Linked DNA regions of Homo sapiens: region 1 is linked to region 2. Evidence: read pairs that join two places in POLR2A ChIA-PET (ENCODE). Cell type or tissue: Panc1. All regions are shown on one strand. Links, peaks and the distances in the headings refer to the core of each region. The heading gives the core; the rest is flanking DNA.

Region 1 (5,368 bases), core at 256-5,255, 190 kb before region 2:
CACAGTGGGCACCAGGGAACCCGCCTCACAGGGAAGGCCTGGCCCGGCAACACCTGGCGCTCACGGGGCTACTTCCCAGCTTCACACAAGCTGGTGCTACTCACCGGCTGTTTGTTTGTTTATTTTGAGATGGAGTCTCACTCTGTCTCCAAGGCTGGAGTGCGGTGGCACGATGTCTGCTCACTGCAAGCTCCGCCTCCTGGGTTCACGCCATTCTCCTGCCTCAGCCTCCCGAGTAGCTGGGACTACAGGCGCCCACCACCACGCCTGGCTAATTTTTTGTATTTTTAGTAGAGACGGGGTTTCACCATGTTGGCAGAATGGTCTCTATCTCCTGACCTCGTGACCCACCCACCTCGGCCTCCCAAAATGCTGGGATTACAGGAGTGAGCCACCATGCCCGGCCTCACCGGCTGTTTCTTAACCTTCCTGTGTCTCCGGCACCCCAAAGATAAAGTGGGGAAATGATCCCCCAGAACAAAGCCTCACAAGCAGTACACGCTCAATAAACGCCAGCAGTGGTGGTCGTGCGATGGAGCTCGGCAGTTTTTAAAGAAAGCCACAGAAATGGACCAAACCCAGAGCACGGTCAACAGGGGCTGAAGCCCCCTGAGCTATTCAGAGAGGGGTGAAGTGGGCCGCAAGCTTTTAAATCCTACGGAAGAGAATAAAAACATCAGGAGGAATGATAAGCCCTTCTAATGCTCCCTGTGCAAATTCATGTTTAATTTGAGGAGAAATATCAACATTTTTTCATTTCCCTGATCATGCTTTAATTAAATCTCTAGCCCACTGTTTAAAATAAAGCCATTATGGATAGTGATCAAGAATTTCATCACTCCCTACTGAACTATAAAATCAATCACTTAACTTTTTATTATATAACCTCTGAAAAGTGAAACAGTTTGAGGTTACAGGATTTGAAGTGCTCTGATTTTCGCCAAAAGAAGTCCGTCAAATGTGCTTCTGAGAAACTCATGTTCTGCTTCATTTCCATATTTTTTCCATGGCAGCATCAATAAGTTACAGGGCGTCACTTTGCCCCCTAACCACCAACAGAAAGCCTCAACTGAAAGGAGGCCGAGGCCATCAGCCCATGGCAGGAACGTGAGGCTCTCGTGTCATTTCACCTAAGAAAGGATCAGTGACACCTGAGCCTGGGATCTGCCACTGGAATTTTCAAAAGTCAAGTGTGGGGCTGGGCTGCAGGAGCCCATTAGTCCCTCACCACCACACCAACCCTGCAAGGCCGGCAGACTCCAGTACACTCAAAAAACTGAATAACTTTGTTTAATGTTGCCTAGAAATAAGGAAAAATAACAAATACTTGTAAAAGTTACACTTGAAAGATCTCCACTCCAACTTATGTTCAATGTACTTAGCAAAAAGGTCAAAGCTCCGGAATTTGCTGGATAAATAAATGTTGGTGAGGCGGATGAATCACTGGAGAATTGGTGCATGGCGGCGAATGAATAACCTGCAAATGCCTCCCAAACCCCATTATTTCCCCTTTTCCAAGAGCCCAAGATTCATGTCCCCGCATGCCGCCAGTTCATTACCGAGAAATATCATCCCTCTTCCGGCTCGCGCCGGGCAGCGCACACGGCCCCCTGAGGACCCTTTAATGTTTAATTCCCCATCATCTGCTCCACTGAACAGCTTAATCTCTGCTTGTATGATCAATACTATATCAGTGTAAATTAAAATGACAATTTTAAAGTAATTAAGCCTGTTAATGCTCGATTCAAATGTCATTATTTGCACAAGGGATTGAGGAGAAATTACATCGTGTCCGGGGTGACAGGAAGCTGTCTGGGCCTCTTCAGCCCCGCTGTGCAGGGCCACTGGAGGCTTCAGCAAAGCAGATTAACTTCTGCCTCGCCCTGCCAGCATGCCTATCCAATTTCTAAAGAGGATAACGCAATTTGATAAATTTAATTCCAGCTACAAACTCAATTATTGTGATAATAGATGAAAACTGGGAGGAGCCTCTGCACAAGGCCCACAGTTTTAAAAACACACTTAACTCCAGAACGAGCTTCAACAGTAATGGCTTGATTTGATTTGTTCTCTCTCTTTTGAAGCCCCTTTAAATAATTATGATGGTTGGAAGAACAGCCGACATTTATTAAACAGCCGAGCTCCAACCAAAAGGGGCTGCGGCTTAGACAATCCAGGTCATACTGGAAACGTCTGCTGTCCTGAGCTTGTACAGCAGCATTTATTAGACAAGCACATCATTACATTATTGGATCTCATAAATAGATATATAAAACTCAGCCAGCCTCAGATGAAACCTCCCTCTTGCTCAACACTGGCGGGTCTGCCCCAGCTTGGAAAGCGGCATCCAGCAGGACCCTGCCATTTTTTTGTCCCAGGTGGCAGAGGGGGTTGGGGGTGAGAGGAATTAATGAAAATAACTTTTTTAAAAACCACCTTTACCCTCCTATGATTCCCAGCACACTCAGTACACATTATGACTCAAGTTATCTCCAACGAGCTCTCAATGCACAGATATCTTTCTCTACCCGAGTCCACTTACGGATGAGGTGGGTGGGTAGCCTGCCGAGAAGGTCTGCACAGCACACGCTGGGGGCCGCTTTAAGGGGACAGCTGCAATTGCTGGACTTCATCCATTAGGTCAGCAATAAAAATTGACAACCAAACATTAATTTCAAGATGAAGAGCACAGTGTAACAATTTCCGTTTGAAAGATGTTTCGGCTCGGTGTGGGCCATCCTTCAGGGTTTTCCCAGACAATTCCAGATGCTGCTGCACTCCAGAAGGAAAGAGAGCCCCACTGCAAAGTCGGCAGCCTCGGGATGGTGCGCCACGGGGCCAGCGGTTTTGGGTGATCCGACAGGGGTTTTTTTGTGGCTGTTTTCAAACCCAGTGATGTATACTTTAATACTTTAACTGTCTAAATTCCACCTTTTCCATACAGGAGGGAGCTGTACAGCTGGTGTCTCTTCACTGCATGCTTGAAAGGCCCTTATCCGTTACCTCCCTACTGCCTACGATGACTTCACAGTTCCTCAAGTTTCCCCCAGCCAGCAGAAATCAGATTTAAAACCAGTGAAAACATGGAATAATGTGTTCAAATGGCTCTCCCTTTCTGTCGGTTTAAACATAAATATCCCTGACTATGAATTACTCCCCCAAGTTCCTAGATGAATCATAGTGAGGAAGTAATGATGCATTATAACAGTCACGACATGGGAGGAAGCGCTGAGTAAAGGCCAGGCACACAGTGACTCAGTTTTAAGGCAAACCTGGTAAAGGACTAATGTGGTTATATCATTCTTCTCTTTTTTTTTTTTTTTTGAGACAGGATCTTGCTCTGTTGCCCAGGCTGCAGTGCAGTGGTGTGATCTTGGCTCACTGCTACCTCCACCTCCCAGGCTCACACGATCCTCCAGCCTCAGCCTCCCAAGTAGCTGCGACTACAGGTGCACGCCATTGCAGCTGGCTAATTTTTGTATTTTCAGTAGAGATGGGGTTTCCCCATGTTGGCCAGGCTGGTCTTGAACTCCTAAGCTCAAGCAATTCACCTGCCTCAGCCTCCCAGAGTGCTGGGATTACTCCTAAGCTCAAGCAATTCACCTGCCTCAGCCTCCCAGAGTGCTGGGATTACTCCTAAGCTCAAGCAATTCATCTGCCTCAGCCTCCCAGAGTGCTGGGATTACTCCTAAACTCAAGCAATTCACCTGCCTCAGCCTCCCAGAGTGCTGGGATTACTCCTAAGCTCAAGCAATTCACCTGCCTCAGCCTCCCAGAGTGCTGGGATTACTCCTAAGCTCAAGCAATTCACCTGCCTCAGCCTCCCAGAGTGCTGGGATTACTCCTAAGCTCAAGCAATTCACCTGCCTCAGCCTCCCAGAGTGCTGGGATTACAGGTGTGAAGCACTACACCCAGCCCATTCTTCCCTTTTAACCAAGGAAGAAATTACACAATGAAACAAATACCCCGAATCTTAATATCACTTTTCCTTTGTCATAATTAACAATTAGCGACACAGAATCGAGGGGAAAAACACAGGATCCGTTTACTCCTAGGAAGGGCGTTTCTGTGAATCTAAGAGGGGGCTTTCCTGTGTTCTCAAGGCCACGGGTCAGCCAGTGGCCGCTGCGGGGTGCGCTGTCTGGGAGACACTCTCGGGATGGAAGTGAAGTGCTCCGTCTGTCCCCCTTCTTTGGAAACACAGGTGTGTCTGCAAAGGCGAGGGAAGGCCTCAGGTGGGCATGATCTCTGAAGCTCCAGCTTCGTTTCCTTCAGTCTGGGGGTGCCCTCATGCACAACAGGGCTTGGCCTTGAGGGACCTGCCCTGCACAGGCGGGGCGCTGCCAGGCCACGACTTCAGGAAAGTTCTGGGCAGGCAGGGGCAGCCCCTGACTGCTCAACGCCTCAGTTGCAACGGGAAAACCTGAGCCACCCCAACAAGCCTACATCGGGGACTCCGATACTTAAGACAGCAGGATGCATCTCTACGTGCACAGGTGGGATGCACTAAACGCTGCCCTGACAGGGATGTGTGGCCAGGATGGGAGCCACTTTCTCCCAGGAAAACATCGTGCTTGTCACCTTCCTTGGGACAGAAGGATGGGTGGTTTTCAAAGAGCACATAGCAGTTCTAACAGGTGCCAAGCCAAATGGCAAGGTGCACTCATGAAAATCACCCACACTTCTGTGCTCAGCTCTGGGCTGCTGCTGATGGGGAGCTGTGGGCCCCAGCAGACGTGGCTGTGAGAGAGCGCACTCAGAGGCCCAGCCACCCCCACACAGCGGTGTGCCACACCCCAACTCATCACACAAACGCACAGGGCAACAGGCGAGGTCTGTGTAGACACCCATCTGCTCAGGAACACACTGAAAAACACGATGTTCCCTTTGGGACATCAGGTAGTGAAGCCTCAAGAGCAGGTCAGGTGCCCTCCAGGCACACAGCAGGGTCCTGGGCAGGCTGTGACATAAAAGCTCACATTCATTCTGTGGATTAAGCCTAGAAATGTACACACGGCTCACAGCATCTGAAGCCAAACCTGGACGGGCTTTGGAGAAAATATTTGTTCATTCAGTTTCCTTCGGTCTCCTTCAAAATCATAAAAACCCATCTCCAGGGAGGCTGTGGTTGGGTGAGCACAGCTGAGGGACCCGCAAGAATTTGCACAGGAAAGAAAGCCAGGCAGAGCAAGGAGCAGCTCACGGGGCTCCGGAAGTGAAACATCACCTGAGGCCAAATGAACAGAACAACAAGCTAAACTGTGAATCAACCATGGCTATTTCTTTATGTTCACTGCTTCAGTGATTTTCTGTCAAAAAATGCTAACAAGCATGAAAGTCCTTAAGAGCTTTACAATTTTTCAGTTC
Region 2 (5,368 bases), core at 135-5,134:
CCAAAAGTCCCCTCCAGAACCAGCTCACGCAGGGGTCTCACGCCTTTCTCCACCCACCCTCAGGCCCGTCAGCCATGCATGGTCCCGCAAGGTCACTGAGCCACCCTAAGCCCTGGCCTTTTCCCTCTGTGGGAAGGGGCTCAAGGTGGGGCTCTAGGTACGGCTAAAGGTGGGGCTCAAGGTGGGGCTCAAGGTGGGCCCCTTGTCCAGCTCCTGCTCCAGCCAGGGAATGGGCTCCATGGATTCATGTCCACCAAGAACCTCAGGATGTGGCTTTATTTGGAAGTAGCCTTGCTGATGTCATGGGTTAGGGATGTTAGGGATCTCTGGATGTGGTCACCCGGACCTAGGATGGGCCCTACAAGGATAGCAGAGAACACAGAGAGGAGTCCGTGAGAAGGCATGGCTGGGGTGATGCAGGCACACGCCCAGGAACGCCAGGAGCCACCGGGAGCCGGCAGAGTCAAGGAAGGGTCCCCCCTGAGGGACAGAGGCTTCGGAGGGAGCGTGGCCCTGCTGACACCTTGACTGCAGGCACGTGGCCTCCAGCACTGTGGGAGCAAACACGTGTCTTAGCCACTCACATGCTGGCTCTGTGGCAGCAGCCCTGGGACACCGACGGGAGCCCTGAAAGGGGCACAGCCTGAGGCGCAGACGTCTTCGGCTAGGTGCTCTGTGACACCCTCAGGGCCAGAACTGTCTCAGTGCCTCCTGTACAGGTGGAGAGACTGAGGCACAGAGTTGGCAGAGGTGGCAGAGGTGGGGTTCAAACCATGCAGCCCGGGTTCCTGCCACCCAGCAACTGCCCCTCCCAAGTGCTCAGGGTCACGTCCTCTGGGCCCCAGGGGCAGGGTGGAGGCTGCAGGAGCAGGTGTGCTGGGGCTGCCAAAGGGAGGATTGCACCCACTTCCTGGGGTTTGCAGGCCTCGGCAGCGGCCTTTGCCCAGCTTCAATATCCCCGGGCCCAGAGGGCAGAGGGTGCCGGGGGGAAGCCCCTTCAGGCCTCTCCTTTCTCCCCCCTGTACCCCACAGGACCTGCTGCAGGGGAAGGGGCCAGGAGGCCAGGAGACTGGACAGCAGGAGGCTCGAGGACCACGCAGACACTGGCCTTGGGAGCACCCACCTCTCTGACCCGCTCCAGAGGGGGCTAGAGACCTGGAGGCAAAGCCCAGGGTCAGAAACCACAGATGGCTCCTAAGGCCAGGTGGGCAGCTGAACCCAGCAGGGTGAGGAGCAGGAGGTATCCCTGGGCCCCAGCACCCACCCAGTGTGGTGCCCCCAGAGCTGGCCTGGAGGAAGATGCCCCCCCTGCTAGACCTCAGGGCTGACAAGCCCCCTGCGAGGGGCTGCGGGGCCATGGGTGGGGGCTGCTTTCTCCCGGCTCCCTGGGCCCCAGGGCCCCTCTCCTCAGCCTGGAAGCCCACATGCTCCTGACTCCATGGCTGTGGTTCTTGGCCCACACTCTGGGTTCTGGAGGCTGAGGGGGCTCCGACGGGGGCACACCTGACATCTGCTAAGGAAGCAGGAGGTCCCAGGGCACAGCGGCCACATCAGCTGGAGGCACTGGGAGAGCTGCACTCCCGGGCTAAACAGAGCCAGGCATGTGCTCCACGGGGAGTGGGTGGGGCACTGCCCTCAGTGGTCTTGGCCCAGGCTGCCTCTGGCTAGCGAGGGAGTGCGCTCCTGGGTGGCCTGGCTGCACGGCCGTCCTGCATGGCCCAGCTTTTGTCTGTGTCCCTGTGCAGCCTCATAGGCCCCGCAGCCCCCTGGGATCCCATATCTGCACAGGTGGCCTCTGCTGGGAGGGAAGTGGGTGGCTCTGATTCCTCTCTGGCTCCTGTTCTCTCCTGGGGCCCCTGGAGGTGGGCGGGCGGCCTCGAAGCCTGCCTATGTGGAAGAAGCTCGGACGGCACCAGCAGGATGGTCGCAGGACTCAGGGGCCCGGGCTGCACCTGTTGTCTGGCCTGCCTGTGCTCGGGTTTCTCCCTCCCTCCTGGAGCCCCCAACCAATGGGGGAAGCAGGCAAACAGTGGGGGCCCCGCCTGGCCCAGGGAAGGCTTTATGGAAGAGGCGAGGCCTGAGACCCCAGGAAGGAGGAGCAGCCTCTGGGTCAGGGGAGGGCAGGGGCCAGAGCTGGCAGGAGGCGCAGCTGTGAGCTGGGGTCTGGGGGCCCTGACTGGAGTCTGCGGAGGGCCCTGGGATGAGTGATCAGATGCTGTGTTATCAGGAGGAAGTTTTTGGGGAGGCTGGCGGTGGGGACCCACTTGTCAGAGACGCGTGTGGAAGTGGGTGAGACTCAGGAGACCCTGGAGCAGGGATGAGGGAAGGAGGGACGAGCTGGAGAAAGGAACAACGTGGGCATCCAGGAGGGCCTCACTCCCTGTCTCCTGGGGTCCCCACGCCCACATCCCTGGCACCACCAGCTCCTCCCCAGGCTGTCGGGGACCCTGCACCATGAGTCCTGCAACTGCTCCTGTGACCGCTGCAGAGTGGGTAACAGGAGGGAGTTGATAGAAGCCCTCAACCCAAGTGCCCCCAGCTGATGAGCACCCCAGCGGCATCTCTGACCCGGGCCGGGAGCCCTGGCTTTCCAAGCACATCACAAGCTAGGCCACTGGCAGATGCAAAGGTTGGGCTGATTAATGCTTCTCCAGTGAAATGCCACAGGGGCCACCCAACATGCGGGCTCGCCTGTCTGCAGCTGTGAGCAGCTTATTGATCAGCTGGGGAGCTTGCAGAAACCCAAAGACCTCAGTGCAGACATGGAGATGGCACGTCCCTAGGGCGCCAGGCCTGGGGTCTCAGACAGCTGGTGGGGGACCCAGCGTCCCAGCCTGGACCCAGGAGACCTGAGCTGGAGCCCCTGGGGAGCTCCCCAGTCTGTGTCCATTCTGGGACCTGGGTTCCCAGGACACAGTCCAGCTGGAGACAGGGTTTGGAGGTGGGAGGAACTTTGCACCTGGTTCCCAGGACACAGCCCAGCTGAAGATGGGGTTTGGAGGTGGGAGGAACTTTGCACCTGGTTCCCAGGACACAGCCCAGGTGGAGATGGGGTTTGGAGGTGGGAGGAGCTTTGCACCTAGGCGCCTGGTCTACAGCAGGTGCTGTGTGACCGCAGGAGGGGGCTCACCTCAGCCCAGCTCTCCATCAGGCTCGGGAAAGGAGACACCTGGATGGAATGCAGAAGGTACCATGGCCGGTGACCACAAGAGGTGAAGGTGGCAGGGTGGCCAGGGGCTGGGTGCATGGCCACCTTCAGCTTAAGTTCCAAAGCAGACGGGTGTGAGGGGAGCCAGGAAACATCTGCTCATAGATGCCTGCTCTACTGGGGTGCAGGAGTCCCCTCAGCACTCCGGGAGGAGACAGACGGGGCAGGCACACACACACACACACACACACACACACACACACACACCTGCATGTGTGCACAGACTTTTGCTCACATACACATCCGTATGCACATGTACACGTGCACAGAAAATCCATACGCATGAGTGCATAGGTGTGTACACACGCACACGTGCACACACCCAGAATAAAACCATGTGGGCCTGTGAAAAGATCCACCATCATAAAGGGCAGAGAGCTAGCCGGCCAAGAGGAAGATAAAACAGGCTTCGAAAAGATTTTCTCGCAGAGATTCTCTCACTATTTTTTGAAGCATCTGCTTTATGTTTTCATTAAAAATTAAGAATAAGTGGACTTGGGGAACAAGAGGATACATAAGAGGTCTCAATAGAGTAAGAAGATTTTAAAAAGAAGAGAAGCTGCCTAAAAATCAGAAATAAACAGGTCGATGGAGAGGGGAAAGGGGAAACATTACCCCAAAACTGACAGCAACTGAAGGAATGAGAATCTGCATTCGCCGTGGGTCTGAGAGGCTCACCCTGCTTCCAACCAGGACAGTGGAGAGGGGACCTGAGGTCAGAGACACCGTGACGGGCGTCTTGGAAGTTAAAAAACTGAGGGTGAGTTTTGAAATAAATTCAACAGGTCAGTGGTTGAAATAATTGTATTTGGTTACCTAACAGAGTTAACTATCAAAAACAATTCTTAAAAATTACATAGTAGCAAAGAATTATAAATGAAATAATGTGCAACATTATTACATTTGTACATCTCAAAGAAAGGGGCAATTTTCCAGGAAAATGTGGTTTTCCAAAAATTGTCTCAAAAGGAAACCTGAACACTTTAAGAGATGAATAACCACTGAATGAACTGAAAGGGTTTTGCCAAAGAATTATTTCCATACGTGATGCCAGACCAGTACAACTTTATAGGTGGGTTAGTTCAAACTTTTAAGGAACAGAGCTCCAATGCCATATACATTGAAAATTCATAGAAATATTTGGAAAGCTCCCCACTTAATTTTATGAACCTAGTATAACTTTGATATTAAAACTTGGCAAAGATAGTATCACAAGACGAATTATAATATAATCTCAATTACGAATGTAGATATAAGAATTCCAAATAAATTCTTAAATGTAAATTCAGTCACCATTTTAAATAAAGAATATATCAAATTCACAGAATTTATTCCTTGAAGGCAAGGATGAATTAATATTATAAAATCTAATAACTTAATTATATCAATAGGTTAAATGAGAAATATAATCATTTGATTGTCAATAGATAACAAAAAGGCATTTGATAATGTTTGATATCCATTAACCTTAATTTTAATCAAAACCATAATTAATGTTAAAATTTGAACTGTGCGGCAAGGCTTATAACCAAATGCTGTAGCCCCTTACCTAATCTGTCTGACTTCTAGAAAGTTCTTCCTCTTCAGAGGCCACCACTTTCAGCTCTTTGCAGAAATTTTTTTAGGTATTTACCTACATATTTCTAAATAACACACTTACCTTGTTGTTGCTTGGTTTTTGAGTTTTATATATTATCTGTTGACCGTAGATGGGAAGATGAAAGTTAAGTTCTCTTACATGGCCTCTATCACCACACAGACCCATGAACTTCTTTTCTTCCTATTTTTTTTGGGATAAATCACAATTTTTTATTTATTTATTTATTTTTTGAGACAGAGTCTTACTCTGTTGCCCAGGCTGGAGTGCAGTGGTGCAATCTTGGCTCACTGCAACCTCTGCCTCCTGGGTTCAAGGGATTCTCCTGCCTCAGCCTCATGAGTAGCTGCGGCTACAGGTGCCCGCCACCATACCTGGCTAATTTTTGTATTTTTAGTAGAGACGGGGTTTCACTATGTTGGCCAGGCTGGTCTCGAACTCCGGACCTCATGATCTGCCCACCTTGGCCTCCCAAAGTGCTGGAATTATAGGCGTGAGCCACCGTGCCCGGCCATAGTTTTTCATTAAATCAAAGTTAGTGTTTGTGTTAGGTAAATATGACT

What was found. ChIA-PET counts read pairs that join two places held together with the same protein. Peaks named below come from ENCODE experiments on the same cell type or tissue, not always from the same donor. Only the 100,000 strongest peaks of a DNase experiment are listed, where the experiment ranks them.
Region 1: POLR2A ChIA-PET joins it to region 2 with 7 read pairs; 2 of 35 experiments call an interaction of 5 or more read pairs at or near these places.

What each region holds. Positions count from the first base shown.
Region 1 is chr10:132,664,011-132,669,378 of GRCh38, reverse strand. All of the region lies in intron 4 of INPP5A (inositol polyphosphate-5-phosphatase A), which reads right to left. Among named protein-coding and RNA genes, the nearest start is that of NKX6-2, 120 kb to the left of the region's middle. RefSeq lists an enhancer at 2,420-3,619. In Panc1, for the core only: no CTCF peak of the experiment used is centred there; DNase peaks (open chromatin) are centred at 1,382, 1,840, 2,219 and 3,158; H3K4me3 peaks cover 2,801 bases; H3K27ac peaks cover 4,551 bases.
Region 2 is chr10:132,474,136-132,479,503 of GRCh38, reverse strand. No RefSeq gene overlaps it. Among named protein-coding and RNA genes, the nearest start is that of LINC02870, 32 kb to the right of the region's middle. RefSeq lists enhancers at 1,536-2,137, 2,138-2,738. In Panc1, for the core only: no CTCF peak of the experiment used is centred there; no DNase peak of the experiment used is centred there.